Regions from separate parts of the Homo sapiens genome. Here region 2 is linked to region 1. A link is a loop called in an ENCODE intact Hi-C map of the cell type or tissue named here. Cell type or tissue: IMR-90. All regions are shown on one strand.

Evidence for each region. Peaks named below come from ENCODE experiments on the same cell type or tissue, not always from the same donor. Only the 100,000 strongest peaks of a DNase experiment are listed, where the experiment ranks them.
Region 2: a loop joins it to region 1, with 3 times the contacts of the local background. A loop is called at or near these places in 3 of 110 quality-filtered maps.

Annotation. Positions count from the first base shown.
Region 1 is chr11:103,322,467-103,330,466 of GRCh38, forward strand. It overlaps DYNC2H1 (dynein cytoplasmic 2 heavy chain 1), which reads left to right. Exons shown (of 89, transcript NM_001377.3): 82 at 1,420-1,524. Among named protein-coding and RNA genes, the nearest start is that of DYNC2H1, 220 kb to the left of the region's middle. In IMR-90, a CTCF peak has its summit at 3,677 (motif pointing right); a DNase peak (open chromatin) is centred at 3,695; H3K27ac peaks cover 337 bases.
Region 2 is chr11:103,198,689-103,206,688 of GRCh38, forward strand. DYNC2H1 (dynein cytoplasmic 2 heavy chain 1) reads left to right here. Exons shown (of 89, transcript NM_001377.3): 49 at 540-788; 50 at 1,358-1,466; 51 at 4,975-5,088; 52 at 6,134-6,276. Among named protein-coding and RNA genes, the nearest start is that of DYNC2H1, 93 kb to the left of the region's middle. In IMR-90, a CTCF peak has its summit at 3,559 (motif pointing right); a DNase peak (open chromatin) is centred at 3,553.

The DNA of each region.
Region 1 (8,000 bases):
CCTTCTAGTTACTACCTCTCCCACAAAGGGTACATTATACTTAACTCTAACAGCCTAGTTTTCTTGTTTTTGTGCTGTTTATATAAATTATATCACGTGGTATATATATATTTTTATGTACAAGTAAGGGTAAATCAGTCTGAATATGTAACTGCCAGTTACTAGTCAGCATATCACTGTATAGTTCTAGATAGACAGAAGACTCTAGCCAGTCTAGACAAGATTTCATAGCTATTTTGAAATAAGCAAAGTGTATAACTCTACAAAGAGTAAATATTTTTAAATTTATAGGATGACTTATGACAATCACTGTTTAGCTTTCTAATTGAGTTAGATGAAAGACACTGAATGTTTCCCACGATAATACATGCACACATATATGCAAACATACACTCATGTACATGTACATATACATTTATACGTATATATTGTGATTGAATACCTTGAGGAAGTTTACAAATGCTAAGCTAAAGGATTGGAAGAATTTCAAAGAACAGCATGACTTTCCAAAATGTGACATATTTACAGGCCCCGGACTTCCTGGAGTCCAACTGTCTCCTTGGAAATACTTCAGGGTCAGCTGCCAAGGATAAGAACGGATGAGGGGAAGTCAGAGGCCAAGTCTCCCATGCCTACTTCAGCAAACACGGTTTAGATGCACGTGCAGTACTTGCCTTAAAATAACTTCTCTTCATGAAAACAAAACAGTTTCCATGTTTAGGCCAAACTGAATAAGTGTTTTTGCCTGCACTTAGTTTTTGATTTAAAGTCATGAGTGAGTAACTGTTGAAATGAATGCTCAACAAGCCAAGCTTATTCAATGTGTAGGGTAATTCTTAGGATGAAATGATAGGATTATCAATGCATTTTATCACACCTCACCAGCAAACTGAAGACTAACTGGAATTGCTCTATTATAAAGCAATTTACAAAGCAGTGCTTCTACACGTTTACAAGGTTTCTCTAAGTTAAAAAGAAACAAAAGTAGATTGCCTGAATATATAAATATATATATATATATATAACTGCTTAATTTAACATGAGCAGAACTGCACTCTGCAGATTGGTCTTTGGTAAGTTATAGGAAAAAAATTACAGAGCTATCCTAAAAACATCTAACATGGTAGCTTACATATAGTAGGCATAATCACTCAAATATGTTGTAAATAATTCGGAGTCCCTTTGTATGTGGGAGTTATGATAAGAAAATATAATATCAAATAATTGAAGTGTGAAGAAGTATTAATGACAGAATACTTCCCACAGATAACTGAGTTAATATCATACAAAGTGAGATTTATCTAGAAAATAAAAATACAAATAATAATTGAACATTTCAAAGTATTCTTTCTTATTTCAATGATTGTAAGTTCAATCTTTATTTTTTAAAAAAACTGTTTTTCACTTCTTTATATTTAGGACTATCGTGCTGTCATTGAGAAAATTCCAGAGGACGACAAACCTAGTTTCTTTGGTCTGCCTGCCAATATCGCTCGCTCATCTCAGCGCATGATCAGTTCTCAGGTAACCTAAAAAAAAGATCTACCTTCAAAAAAAGTTGCTAGTGAGCCTGAAGGAGACAAAATTAAACTTGATTTAGTACTGTAGACCCCACAAGCTTTATTTAAACATTTTATTTTCACAACACATTCCAGTTTTACTTTAAATATATTTTTTAAAATATTTGATTTTCTGATTTTTTTTCTTTTTAAACTTTTATTTTAGACTCAGGGGAAATGTGCAGATTTGTTACATAGGTAAATTGTGTGTCGTAAGGGTTTGGTGTACAGATTATTTTATCACGTAGGTAATAAGTATAGTGCCCAACAGGTAATTTTTCGATCCTCCCTCTCCTCTCACCCTCCACCCTCAAGTAGGCCCTGGTGTCTGTTGTTCCCTTCTTTGTATCCATGTATACTCAGTGTTTAGATCTCACCTATAAGTGAGAACGTGGTATTTGGTTATCTGTTCCTGTGTTAGTTTGCTTATGAAAATGATCTCCAGCTCCATCCATCCTTGCTGTGAAGGACATGGTCTTGCTCCAGCTCCTTCACTTCCTTGCTGCAAAGGACATGGTCTTGTTCTTTTCTTATGTTGCATATTCCATGTTGTCTATGTATCACATTTTCTTTATTCAGTCTACCATTGATGGCCATTTAGGTTGACTCCATATCTTTGCTATTGTGGGTAGTGCTGCAGTGAACATTCATGTGCATATGTCTTTATGGTAGAACCATTTATATTCCTTTGAGTATATACCCAATAATGGGATTTCTGGGTCAAATGGTAGTTCTGTTTTAAGTTCTTCGAGAAATCGCCAAACTATTTTCCACAATGGTTGATCTAATTTGCATTCCCACCAGTGGTGTGTAAGCATTCCCTTTTCTCTGCAACCTTGCCAGCACCTGTTATTTTTTGACTTTTTAATAATAGCCAGTCTGATGGGCATGAGATGGTATCTCATTGTGGTTTTGATTTGCATTTCTCTAATGATCACAATGTCAAATATTTTTTCATATGTTTATTGGCCGTATGTATGTCTTCTTTTGAGAAGCATCTCTTCATGTTTTTTGCCCACTTTTTAATGGGCTTGTTTGTTTTTTGCTTGTTAATTTCTTTAAGTTCCTTATAGATTCTGGACATTGGACCTTTGTTGAGTACTTAGTTTGCAAACATTTTCTCCTATTCTGTAGGTTGTCTGTTTACTCTGTTGATAGTCTCTTTTGCTCTGCAGAAGCTCTTTAGTTAGGTCTCATTTGACAATTTTTGTTTGGGTTGCAATTGCTGTTGGCATCTTTGTCATGAAATTTTTGGGCCAGGGCCAATGTTCAGAATTGTATTTCCTAGGTTGTCTCCCATGGTTTTTATAGTTTTAGCTTTTACATTTAAGTCTTTAATCCATCTTGAGTTGATTTTTGTATATGGTGGAAGGAGTGGGTCTAGTTTCCATCTTCTTCACATGGCTAGGTAGTTAACCCAGTACCATTTATTGAATAGGAAGTTCTTTCCCCACTGCTTGTTTTATGGACCTTGTCAAAGATCGTCAGATTGTTGTAGGTGTGTAGCTTTATTTCTAGGCCCTCTATTCTGTTCTGTTGGTTTATGTGTCTGTTTCCATAGTTCTCTTTGTGGAGATCTTTCACCTGTATACTGCTGTTAATACTTCTGATTGTATTATGAAATTCTTGTAGTGAATTTTTCCATTCCAGAAGTTCAGTTTGGTTCTTCCTTAAAATGCCTGTTTCATTTTTGAGCTCTTGGATTGATTTACTGGATACCTTGGATTCTTTGGATCGGATTTCAACTTTCTCCTGAATTTTGTTGAGCTTTTTTGCCACATTCTGCATTCTACGTCATTTCAGACATTTCAGTCTCATTAGGGACCGTTGCTGGTGGGCGGGGGATGGGCGTATAGTGGGCTCCTTTGAAGGTAAGGGGACACTGGCTTTTTGAATTGCCAGAGTTTTTTCTCTGATTCTCATCTGGTGGGGCTGGCGTTCCTTTAACTCTGATGCAAGTTGGGTGCACTCAGTTGGGTTTGGTTTGGGGCGCTTTCAGAGGGCCAAGGCTCTGTACAGTGTCTTTATTTGTGGGTGAATTCTTGCTCTTGGTTTCCGGCATCTATTAGCAGAATAATGTTTAGTGTTGTAGTTTGGGCTTCAGTCCAATAGATGGCGCTTAGGAGTAGTGGCTGGTAGATAGGCTCTTACTTAGCCCTGTGGTTTTTTTGTTATTTCCTTGTTTTCGCAGGCACGTTCTTGGGAGTAGAGGGAGGGGCGGGGAATAAAATCATCTCACCAGGGCCCCGTCCTTGGCTTTGAGTGAGCCTCTTCTGATCATTGGCTCCTTCCCCGGGTTTCTTTTGCTATGTGTTCGGGGTGGTTGGGCTCCCTCTGACAGGCTGCATCCGGGAGATAGGCCGGCCATACGCTTTCTGGGCCAGCCCTGTGGAGGGACGTACGAACCGCCTCTGTGCTGGCCCACAAACCTGCACGTCCCACCCCTCTCAGTGATCTGAGGGTGGGCGCTTCTCCCCAGCTCCAGTGTTGGCCGCAGATCTGGGCTCGGTACTCCTGAGCTGCAGACCGCATTCCGGGGACACTGGAACAGCCCTTGGCTTGGGGTCAGACTCTGGCAGCACTGGGGGATCTGAAGTGCCCCTAGGTTACTTGGAAAATACTCAGATAGTGCGGAGCACTCAGGCAGGGCTGTGGAGGCTGCGTTGTGCACACGATCCTGCGGGGTGGCTATGGAGGGGCTCGGCAGTGGGAAGGCCTGCAGAACAGATGTGCCCCAATCCTGTGGGGGAAGCCAGCCTGCTGTCTCTTGGCCTGGCAGTCAGCTGATGCTAGAGCCTCTAGGAGGGTGATGAGGACCCCTGGGGGAATGGGCACTTAGGGCCTTACTCTACTACAGCTGTCCTGCACACAAAAGCTCCTGAGCTCCACAGCAGCTGAAGCACTGTTTCTGCCTAGTCTCCAGGCAGATCCTCCACCAGCTCACACATCCATGGTGGATGCGGGGTCCGCTGAGCTAGGATTCCATAGGTCCAAGGTGAGGGTGAGATGTCCCTCAGTCTCCTCACTCATCACTTCCTCAGGAGTTGCTTGGGGCCGGGAACAGCCCCGAGCATTATGTTAAGGCACACAGGGTTCCAGCTTCCTCCCGCTTCACCCTGAGCATCAGCGTCACTTCTCCATCCACTCTCGGTAGTGTTTTCTTCCCCAAGATCTGCCCAAATTTTGTTGGATTACTTGATAATTTGGTATCTCTCAGTGGGAATGGTTCTTCCTGGCTGCATCTAGTTAGCCATCTTGTTCCAGCCCTCTCTATTTTAATGTTTAAACTCAAGTTCTACCCAAATACATACGTGTGTGTGTGTATAATACATATATTTGAATATTCACATAAAATTTTACAATACTTAAGCAAATAAGGTTAATATAATTAAAAGGTTATTAAAAGAATAAAAAGTTATTTCATAGGCTCCAAAAAAGGATTTGCTTTGGGAACCTTATCAATAGAAGTTCAAAACCTTCTCTTGAAAGTTCTATTATTAACAGAACATGGCTTCTGCAACTGCTAGTCTCAGTATCATTCAGGTTCTAGGGGAATCTGATTTAGCATAGTTTGGATCAATTATCTAATGAAGGTAATAGGGTAAGATAGAGCAGATACAGCCTTAGAGACTTAGAGATACAGGAGAAGAAATACAGAATGTTCAGCATCTTCATCTTACAGGGAGGCCAAGCAAAGCAGCTACCTATATACAGAACTTATTTTGCTCCTGGGCCATTGACAAGAGCCAAGGATGTGGGGGTCATCTTGGTACTGCGAAGCTGTAGCCTTAGTTTCCCACCAATCTTCTATTTCATGTTAGCTACAAAAGTCCAGTGCTTGTATACCAACACACAGCTCCCCAGGCTAAGTGGAGTCCCAAGGAACAGGGGTTTCATGACAAACTAGGCAGATAAAACATTCCACCCTTATCTTAACTACGTAGTTTCTAAGGAAATAGTACTATGAGAAGATAGACGCCCATGTTGTTTACCCAGATTGTCCTGATTCAACCCAGACTTCATTTTACTTTTTACTCACTCGAATATAGCAAAAAATTATCCCAAATTTATCGTAATATGATCTAATTTCTACTAGTTTGTCTTGCCTTAGTATTCCAATTTTTATGAATACTTTTGGGATGAAACGAAGATAAAATTCTTCCTAAGGTTTTTTGGTTAACACTTATTTTCTTATTTGTATTTTAACTGTCAGTCTGTTTCACTGCTTATTTACTTGAGTACTTATTTTTTAATTACCATTTTTTACTTAAAAGGGTTTCACAGTGCTTCAATCATTTTAACGTTTTATTTTTCAAATTATAAAGATGTATATGCAACTGAACTAATAGAATTTATATATTTAGAGATTTTTTTCATTCCAAGCCACATTTAAACACCCTTATTTGAAAGTAAATATTCAGATACTACAAAGTTTGATTTGACACCATGCCTGTCAATGTACTTAACAAAAAGTAGATTAGAAAACATTATTTATCATGCACAAATTCAGGGATATAAGAACTGATATTGCATCAGGTATTTGATGATTTGGGCTTTTAAGGACAGGCTAATGCCAAAGTTGTATAACCAATTTTGTACAAATATGAAGGCCAAAAATGAGTACATACATTCAAGGCAATGACCACAAGTTGTATCTATCTACTGCAAATTGTTGATTATACTTATGTACAGATGCTGTGTGTCAGTAGTTAGCAGTTTTTTTGTTTTTGTAACCTGCTGCAGTATACACACCACATGGCATTCTCAACCACATCAGCTAATACACTCTTTTCCTCAACTTTTCCACTGTTATAATTACCGTAGGGATGTTACATTAACCAAAATGTGAAAGTCAAAAGCAAGAGACTTTGGGTTTTGTTTTTGATGGTGAGGAGGGGGAGAGATAAATTTGATATGTTAGTTCGAATTGCCCATGCAATAATGTTTATTTGAGTTGCCATAAAATATCTATTTGGAAATGTCTAGTAGGAACATAGACTAAATAAACGTAGGACAGACTTCAGATGTAGATATGATAAAAAAGATTTGACAAAAAAGAAGTACATCTGTGACAGAGGAAGCTGTGAGAATTAGAGATTGATTGCTAGGAAGGATGAAACAGAAAAGAAAGATGCCTGAAGGTAGTATCCTGGGAAATATCTATGATTAACACATACTTGAAGATGGGAAAATCTTTGAAAGAATTTTAGCAAGAGTGATCTGCATTCAGAAAACAAGACAAGCAGAAGAGCTTTAAAAGAGAGTCTTCAGGTGATGGGAGGGAGTGATGCTGGTTGTTCAGGGAGTGGAAGAGGAGGGCTAAGTTATAAGGAATTGGGCATTATTCAGTATTTCAAAATCTTTTCTAGAATCATCTCTGTAGAATGTTGGAGGATAGAAATCTAATTGCAGTAGTTTGGGAGGGAAAGTGGGTGAAAAAGTGATGCAAATGAATATAGGTGATTAATTTAGGAAGTTTGACACTGACCAGAACCTCTGTCTCTGCCAATAAAAGTTAAAGGCAAAATGTAAGTAATCTAATGTGAATACAAGATTCAGGGAGAAATTGTTATTACTGATGTTAGAAGAAACTGAAGCATGTTTTTTTCTGTACTCTCTTACAGGATTCTGAGTTATTCAAGGGTAGAGCATGTATTTTTCTTCTCCTTTTCTTTTTTTTGTTGTGGGGTGGTGTGCCAGTACCTGTTTGCTGATGGTACCCTTAGTGTCCTTGGTACTTTCTATTAATGAATATTGCTTTTGTTTTAAAGATGTATTTTACATTTAAAGCAACTATAAATATTGTTTGAGTTGATTGAAAAAATATCTTAAAATATTTTTGCTATTAGCGTTTTTGGCTATAGGTATTTCAGTATTTCTTTATATCTTTTCTAGAATTACTCTTGCCACTGCTTTTGCTTATTTAAATTCTTCGTTCAATACCCAGTCCAAAGCTTATCCTCTCCTGAAGTATTTGTATTGATCCTCTGGTATTTTTTACTTTTATTTATCTCAGCTATCCAACATTATTTGCCTCTAATATAATATTAGAATAGGTTTTGGAATGTAAAGGTGAATAAAAATAGTCCCTGTTTTGAAGGAATTCAGTTTAGTGGGGAGAGAAATGTGTAGAAAAAGTCCCACTGCCACGTAAGTGGTAAAATAGAAACATGTATTCTACTAAGTTTGTATCTTGTGAATTTATATCTGAATAAATATATGTACTTTTCATTTCATTGCTGAAGAAAAACTTTTTGCATGAATTAGATCATTTGTGTTATGTTTGTACGAATTTGTGCAATCAAGACAGTTTGAGTAAATGAGAAACACTTTAAAATTAAGCTAAATTAAGTTCTTCTGAAGAAATCTTTAAAGCAGAAATTATACTTCTCTTATAACTTCAGACTTAGTAATGTTTGAAATTTTGCTTCTTTTAAATTA
Region 2 (8,000 bases), 120 kb before region 1:
TTGAAGCGTTGAAAGTTGTTAAATATGTAAAGTCTAATTTTCCTTTCTCCCTTCCTGCACTCTATCAGGTAGTCCCTGGCAGAGCATGGTACCTGTGTTAGCTTTTGATTCATTCCCAAGCAATGCGAAAGAACAAACATTCACAAAAGATTTTTTAGGCACTAGATTTCTAGAGTTTGGGGATTTTTTTCATGGTCTATGCACACTGATTCATGACAACTGATAAAATTTGAGCAATTTTAAAGTTTTATAATTAACCTGCTATCTCATGCTGCTTTTTATTAGTGTAGCAGTGACCAAAAGTAACTGATTTTCACGGACCCTTGAACTTGTTTGACATGAGTTTTTCCTTAGAGAATGCCAATATATTTATCCAGGATTACCAGACATATAAAATATTGAGTGTGAGATGATATGTAGTCACTTTACTTTTTTTCTTGAATGTATCAAAAATATAATATTTTAACCTAGGTAAGTAACATTTTTATTATGTAATTAGGGCTTATATTAATTATAAAATATTCTGATTTTTTTAAAAGGGTCTTATTCATTATGGACGAGATAACCAGAATTTAGACATTTTACTTTTCCACGAAGTCTTGGAGTATATGTCTAGGATAGATAGAGTGCTGAGTTTCCCTGGAGGTTCACTTCTATTAGCAGGACGCAGTGGTGTAGGTCGTCGGACCATCACTTCTTTAGTCAGTCACATGCATGGAGCGGTCCTGTTTTCTCCAAAGATTTCCAGAGGATATGAACTGAAGCAGTTCAAAAATGATCTCAAACATGTGAGTTGCCCACTCTCTTTTGCTTTATTTGGTTTTAAATTACATTGGTTATTACTCTAAACATCTTTAAAGACCTAAAGGTTTAAAGAACTAAAGTTTTAAAGAACATCTTTAAAGAACTAAAGTTCTCTGTTATACAATGTAGTCTTTATTTTAATTTAGATTATTTTTTCCATGATTATTAGAAAATTACATTTTTATCTATAGACAGGAAAGAGAATACTATTAGAATTTCTAGGAAGCAGATACTCCAGGTCATGGGATGTTAGACAGACATGAATGGTAAACAGAAGGATGGAATTTACATAGGAAATATATGAGTAGAGATAAAAATGATCTACTTGTTTTAATTTTAATGGCCTAGCTGTAAAATAATTAGTATTTACTTAGGGGTTGGATTTACTTTCCAAATTATGTGGCTAAAGTTTGATTTTTAATTATTAAAATGGAAATAAATGAATAAATAAACACATGATACTGGCATACTTTACATACAAATACAAAATGTTAATTTTTAACTGTACCAAAAATACTTAAAGGGCACTAAAAAATATTTTCTGATTTTGCAGGTGCTGCAACTTGCAGGAATTGAAGCACAACAGGTAGTTTTACTTCTTGAGGATTACCAGTTTGTACATCCTACATTTTTGGAGATGATCAATAGCCTTTTGTCTTCAGGCAAGTGAACAGTTTCTTTTCGAAGAAAATAAAAATAATGGCATAAAAATTATCCAAGTAAAATTATCTTGTGCAAAATTTATTTGTTTTGGAGAACTTTTGGCATAGTTCTTACTTAGGAGACATGGTGTTAAACATGCTCATGGCAGGAGAATTGAGAGACTCCATTTTTATAAAACCAATAATTTAAGACATATAAAAATTGTTAATATTGAGTATTGGTGAATATTCAGAAAAATTGACTTTTACATATACTTTTGCTGGGTTATTATCTGTTATAACCTTTGGGAAAATTATCATCTAGGACTTATTAAAAGCTGTGCCATACTCTTTGATGTACCATTCTATTATCTGTAGGAATTTAACCCACAGAAATAAAAGAAGTAGTATGTAAGAAAATAGGTAGTATAATTTATAATCACAAACATTTGATAGAACCTTCCTATCAGTAGTGGCATGGTTGTATAACTATATAATAGTATGGCCTTAGTATGGATATATGAATATACATATACTCCAGATATATGAAATTCCACATAATGCTACACATTAGTGCCCACATTTCATGTGTCTGGAATATAGTTGCATTCATTAACCTGGAAAAATGCACATTCTCCTTCTTCAGTTGGATATTACAAATCAAGTAATAAGTAATCTTGTTTGTTTGCTTGTTTGTTTATTTATTTATTTTGAGGCAGAGTCTTGCTCTGTCGCCAGGCTGGAGTGCAGTGACATGATCTCGGCTCACTGCAACCTCCCCCTCCCAGGTTCAAGTGATTCTCCTGCCTCAGCCTCCTGAGTAGCTGGGATTACAGGCATGCGCCACCATGCCTGGCTAATTTTTGTAATTTTAGTAGAAACAGGGTTTCACCATGTTGGCCAGGATGGTCTCGAACTCCTGACTTCAGGTGATCCTCCCGCCTTGGCCTCCCAAAGTGCTGGGATTACAGATGTGAGCCACCGCGTCTGGCCAGTAATCTTGTTTTTTAAAAGAAGAAATTAAAATTATTTTTAAGGAAAAAAGGAACTTATATGTACTTTATGCATCTGTATAATAGAAAAATACCACTTGAAAGAGGACTATCTTAATACAAATACTCTCTAGAAATTTATGGCTAAGTGGGCTCTCTATGTATCTGGAATTCTATGGATTGTAGAGATATTTATTGTTTTATGTTTTCAAGATTTCTATGGTTTGAAAATCATTACTTGCATTTTGCCTCTGAGATAAGTTCGAGTCTTGTTTTTCCTCTGAGATATAACATGAAGCACTGTCCATTTATATTCCTCAGCATTTCTCACCCCTAATTGCACGTTAGAATCACTAGGATAATTAAAAACAACAACAACAACAACAACTAAAAACGAATTCTTTGCTACTACCCTAAATCCATTGAATTAAAATCTCTGGGGTATGGTGGGAGTATCATTTGGCTATTGTGACTCCCTAATTGAGTCTCTGCAACCTGAACTAAGAACTGTTGCTACTCTTCTCCTGTGGCTCTGTCCCCAGCAAACTGTGGTACTCTCCTGCTGTCTGTGGTGTTACCTGACCTTTTTGGTGTCTTCCTGGGGAGGACACTTGCGAATTCCTATATTTCTTCCTTTTTTTTGAAGAATTTATGAAGTTTGTTAGAATATTTCTATGAGTAATCACTGTTAGTGATTGGGAGGAAGTAGCTTAGTTTTAAACTTGGATCAAGAGTGTTTTGTTATTTAAGTACAAAATAAACCTTAAAAACTAGTTTCAATTGTATGGGTGGTATCACTGTGGGGATCAAAGGACAAAGTTATATGAACTCATTTTCAACTCAGTTTTCAATAAATACTTGCTTTGTATCATGCTAGTGCTCTGAGGAGAAATTTTCTTCAGAATTTAACAGCTTTGGTTAAATAATAAGTAATATTTAAACATTAGTGCCCAGATGAGAAATACAGACCAGGATGCTCTAATTAGACAAGTGGTAGATCCATTTCTGTTAAAAAGTTGAGGGATAATGGCTTAGTGAAAGTAGTAGTACTTGAGTGGACTTAGAGCGTTCCATCTTTTGATATTTAAGGAATACATTCCTGCGTATTGCTTCAGTTGTCACTAGATGGAGACATTGTTCATTTTGGCTGATGAGACCAGAAACACAGATTTTTTTTTTTTTTTTTTGGAAAGCAAACATTCAGATAAGCACTAACCTAATAATCATTATTTTAAGACAAATTGGTCTTTATTATCAAGATATAATCGTAAAAATGAGAAGTCAAATCTTGGCATTTTATTTTCAGAGGAGGTATTCAGTAGGCTTGGTTTCTTTTTTCTATTTCAAATTCTTATTCCCTAATGTGTATAATATATAGATAGAGCTGACATTTTTTGCTAAATTTAAGGAATCAAAAATATCTTGGTATGTCTAAAATTTGAAGAAAAACATATACAGATTTATGTGTGCATGTGTTCAAGTATGTACAAGCTTGTGGGGTGGGGGTGGTCTGGTGCCTCTTAGTTGAACCTAAAGAAAAGTAGGGATCAGACTGTGATGGGCCTTATATGAATGCATTATTTTGGATGTGTAGCAAAGGACTTTTCACTTAATGTTATAGTTTCTTGTGAATTGTAAACATATTGGCTTAACAAATATTTATTAAATGCCTCTTATATGCAGGACCAAGTTTTAAATACTGTTACAATTTGTAGAAGTGAACAAGATGTGCTCCAGGCCCTCTATCTTTAAGTCTGTCTTTAAGACTAAAGTTGTAGTCTTAATCAACTTTGATTTGCCTTTCATCATTCTATTCATCATCATGATTTGGCCTGCATAGTAGCAGGCCATGGACCAGTTCTTCTGATTTCTAGTACAAGTTCATCTTTTCATTCATTCATTTATGTAAAACATATTTTTGTTCTAGATACTTAGGTAAGAATATTCTAGGGTTAAATGTTGAACATTGTCAAATATTTGTCCTCAGAAATTTAAAGTCTAATTGGAGATAAGAAGGAAGTAATTCATTATTAAATGATGTGATAAGTGCTAAAAAGTGATATATTTGAATAGTATGTGAAAGAGAAAGAGTGTTTAATCAGCATATGGGCAGTCAAGAAAGGCTTATGGGCATAGCAGTTAGGGAAGTAGCATCTTGAAGGATAAGAATTTATTGGGTATCAAGATAAGGGGCAGAGGATGACTGTAAGTATACATTCCAAGAAGAGAGAATATTTTGTTGTGTTTATGGAACACAAGTTTATTGAGGCTAGAGTACAAGGTCTTATGGAGGAAGATGGAAAAATAACCAGTAAAGGTAGACAGATGGCTAGTGTATGACTATTTTGAGTGGTTTGCTTAGGTGTTTGAATTTTATCAAATGAGGGCTATAGATAAAGATTTGTGAGTCAAGTAGAGGTAATAAAGTTTGTATATTTTTGGAAATAAAGATTGAATAAGAGCAGATTTTTAAATACAAAAATTGAAAAAGCATCATTTATTAAAATGTTTTCAATTAGTCTAATATTTTTCTGTAGGTGAAGTTCCTGGACTCTATACTCTTGAAGAATTAGAGCCCTTGCTGTTACCACTTAAGGATCAAGCTTCACAAGATGGTTTTTTTGGACCAGTCTTCAATTACTTCACATATAGTAAGTGACATAGAATTCATTAATCAAATCAAACTGGTTTGTATGAAATATATATCATTTAATTTGCCTTATTTTGTCATTAGATTGCAAAGGTATCTTAAATCTTTTTTCTGGAGCTTTTAGAAAGTAACACCTAACTAGTGGATAGGCTAACCTATAATAAAAACACCTGTATTAGTCTGTTTTTCCACTACTGATAAAGACTTACCTGACACTGAGCAATTTACAAAAGAAAGAGGTTTATTGGACTCACAGTTCCCACATGGCTGGGGAGGCCTCACAATCATGGTGGAAGGGAAGGAGGAGCAAGTCATATTTTACATGGATGGCAGCAAGCAAAGGAGGGCTTGTGCAGAAAAACTCCTGTTTTTAAAACCATGAGATCTCATGAGAGCCATTCACTATCATGAGAATAGCATGGGAAATACCTGCCCCGCTCCATGATTCAATCATGTCCCACCAGGTTCCTCCCGCAACACGTGGGGATTATGGGAGCTACAAAATGAGATTTGGGTAGGGACACAGAGCCAAACCATATCAATACCTTAGCAAAATTTTAGCAAACAGGAATGATGAAAGTATGGTAATGTTCTTTGGAATATTTACCTTGCCTCCTTTGTTTCATGTGGTGAAATTAGTGCTGCTTTAGTACCTCCTGTCTTAAAGAACTATTGAACCATTTAGATTGTGCCAGACTTCATAGTTTTAAAAAACTAGCCTTTTATTCTTATAGAAACAGTTTTATATGCACTGTAGAAATCCAAAATTGAAATAAGTAAAAAATGAGGCAATAATCACACCACCCAGACATTATGACACTTACATTTTTCATGGACATTTTTCTGAGTCTTTTTTCTTAACATGCACATACACAAATTTATAAGTGTTCTTTTAACTAAAATAAAAATCATAACATAATATTGTTTTATATTGTGCTCGTTTTAAGAAACAACTCCTACTATTTCATTTGAGAAAATTTTGATCTCTTTAACCCAGACCACGTATAGATTGCCTGATTGTATTATTATTCTTATATATTTCTTAGGAATTCAGCAAAACTTGCATATTGTCTTGATAATGGATTCTGCAAATTCAAACTTCATGATAAACTGTGAGAGTAATCCAGCTTTGCATAAGAAATGCCAGGTGTTGTGGATGGAGGGTTGGTCCAATAGCAGTATGAAGAAAGTAAGTTTAACAAATATTAAAAAATTTAAAAGCACATTTTATTTTTGAAGTTATTGATTTTCACAACTTCTCTTTGGTGTTGGTTATAACATCACCTTAATTATGGCACCAAACATCTCTTATGTTTGGAAATGTCTGTTTTCTTCGTACTCTTGCATCATAATTTAGTTGAATGTAGAATTTTAGATTGAGGATCATGTTCTTAATTAAGGACCCCAGAGACAACTATACTTTAAAATTTTATGGCTTTAATTAACTAGCCTATTACAGGCTGTCCTAGATTTTTAAAAAATCATAGCAAGTATTTAACAATTAAAGAATTTTTAAATCCTTAAAAAATATCATCACTATGCTGTGTGTTTGGAGGGGGATGAGTTAAATTGTGAACTCATAACACTATCTTAACTGGAAGCCTCTTATTTTACCTCATTTGAATAAGTAATAATTTCAACATTGTTTGTTTAAATGATATTCATATTCTCAATCACTAATTTCTTTATTTTTCTATAAGAGAAGTATAGTTTAATGCCTGCCATGATTCAGAGTAAGGAGTGTAATTGGAGATAAAAGACATGGTTTACAGATGAGGTAATATTTTAGTTACTGAAAGATATTTTAGCTTGAGGAGGCCACGTGAATAAGAGGCATTCATTAAGAAGTAATTATTGGGTGCTTAGTAAGTACCACTGTTCTATATATGTTGAGGACATAGCAGACGAAAAAAAACCAGAGAGAAATCCCTGCCCTCATGGTGTTTACATTCTTCTCAGGTATATCTGCGGGGAAAGCTTTCTAGGTGAAGATCCTGGGTAGAGAGCATGTCTGATGATTTTGAGGATCAGTAAGAGGCAACTTCACCTGGAGCAGAGTGATTGAGGGGAGAGTTGGTGAAGATGATGTCAGAGAACTAAGAGGAAACCAGTTAGGATGGGGCTTTGTAAGCTACTACACTCTATAGGATTTCAGCTTTTCCTGAGAACTAACTTACTTTTGGATGCTTTCGAACAGAAATATTCTGACTCATTTTTTAATGGGATTACTGTAGTTTCTGTGCTGAAAGTAGACTATAGAGAGCAATGGTTGGAGCAGTTACAAATGATTGCAGTAATCCAGAGAGAAAAGGATAGGTTGGGCTAAGGATGTAGTGGTAAGGTGGTGAGAAATGGTTGTATTCTGCATACATTTTGCAGTAGAAACAACAGGATTTGCTGACAGATTGTAATAAGGTGTAACAGAAAGTGAGGGGTCAATGATCCTTCTGAATATTTGGCTTGAGCAACTAGAAGGATGAAATGACTATCATTTGAGACAGAGGATACTGTGAAAAGAACATATTAAGATGAGACTATGAGGCCTTCAGTTTTAGATGTGTTAAATATGAGATACCAGACATTGAACTTATAAGTTTGGGAAGGCATTTGGAAATATAAGCCTGGAGCTCCAGGGGTCAGGCATACAGAAAAAAATTTGAGGAATTATCAGAGTGCAGGTGATATTTAAAGCTATAAGAATGAATGATATCACCAAGAGAGTAAGAATAAACAAAAGAGAGCAGCAATCCAAGACTGAACCCTAGGGCACTTCAACATTAAGAAACTGGAGAGATGAAGAGGAAGAACCAAAGGACACTGAGAAGCAGCTGCTAGGGAAATAAGAAGAAAACCAGACAAACATTATATTTTAAAAACCAAAAGAAGATAGCATGTCAAAGGAAGAAAGTATGA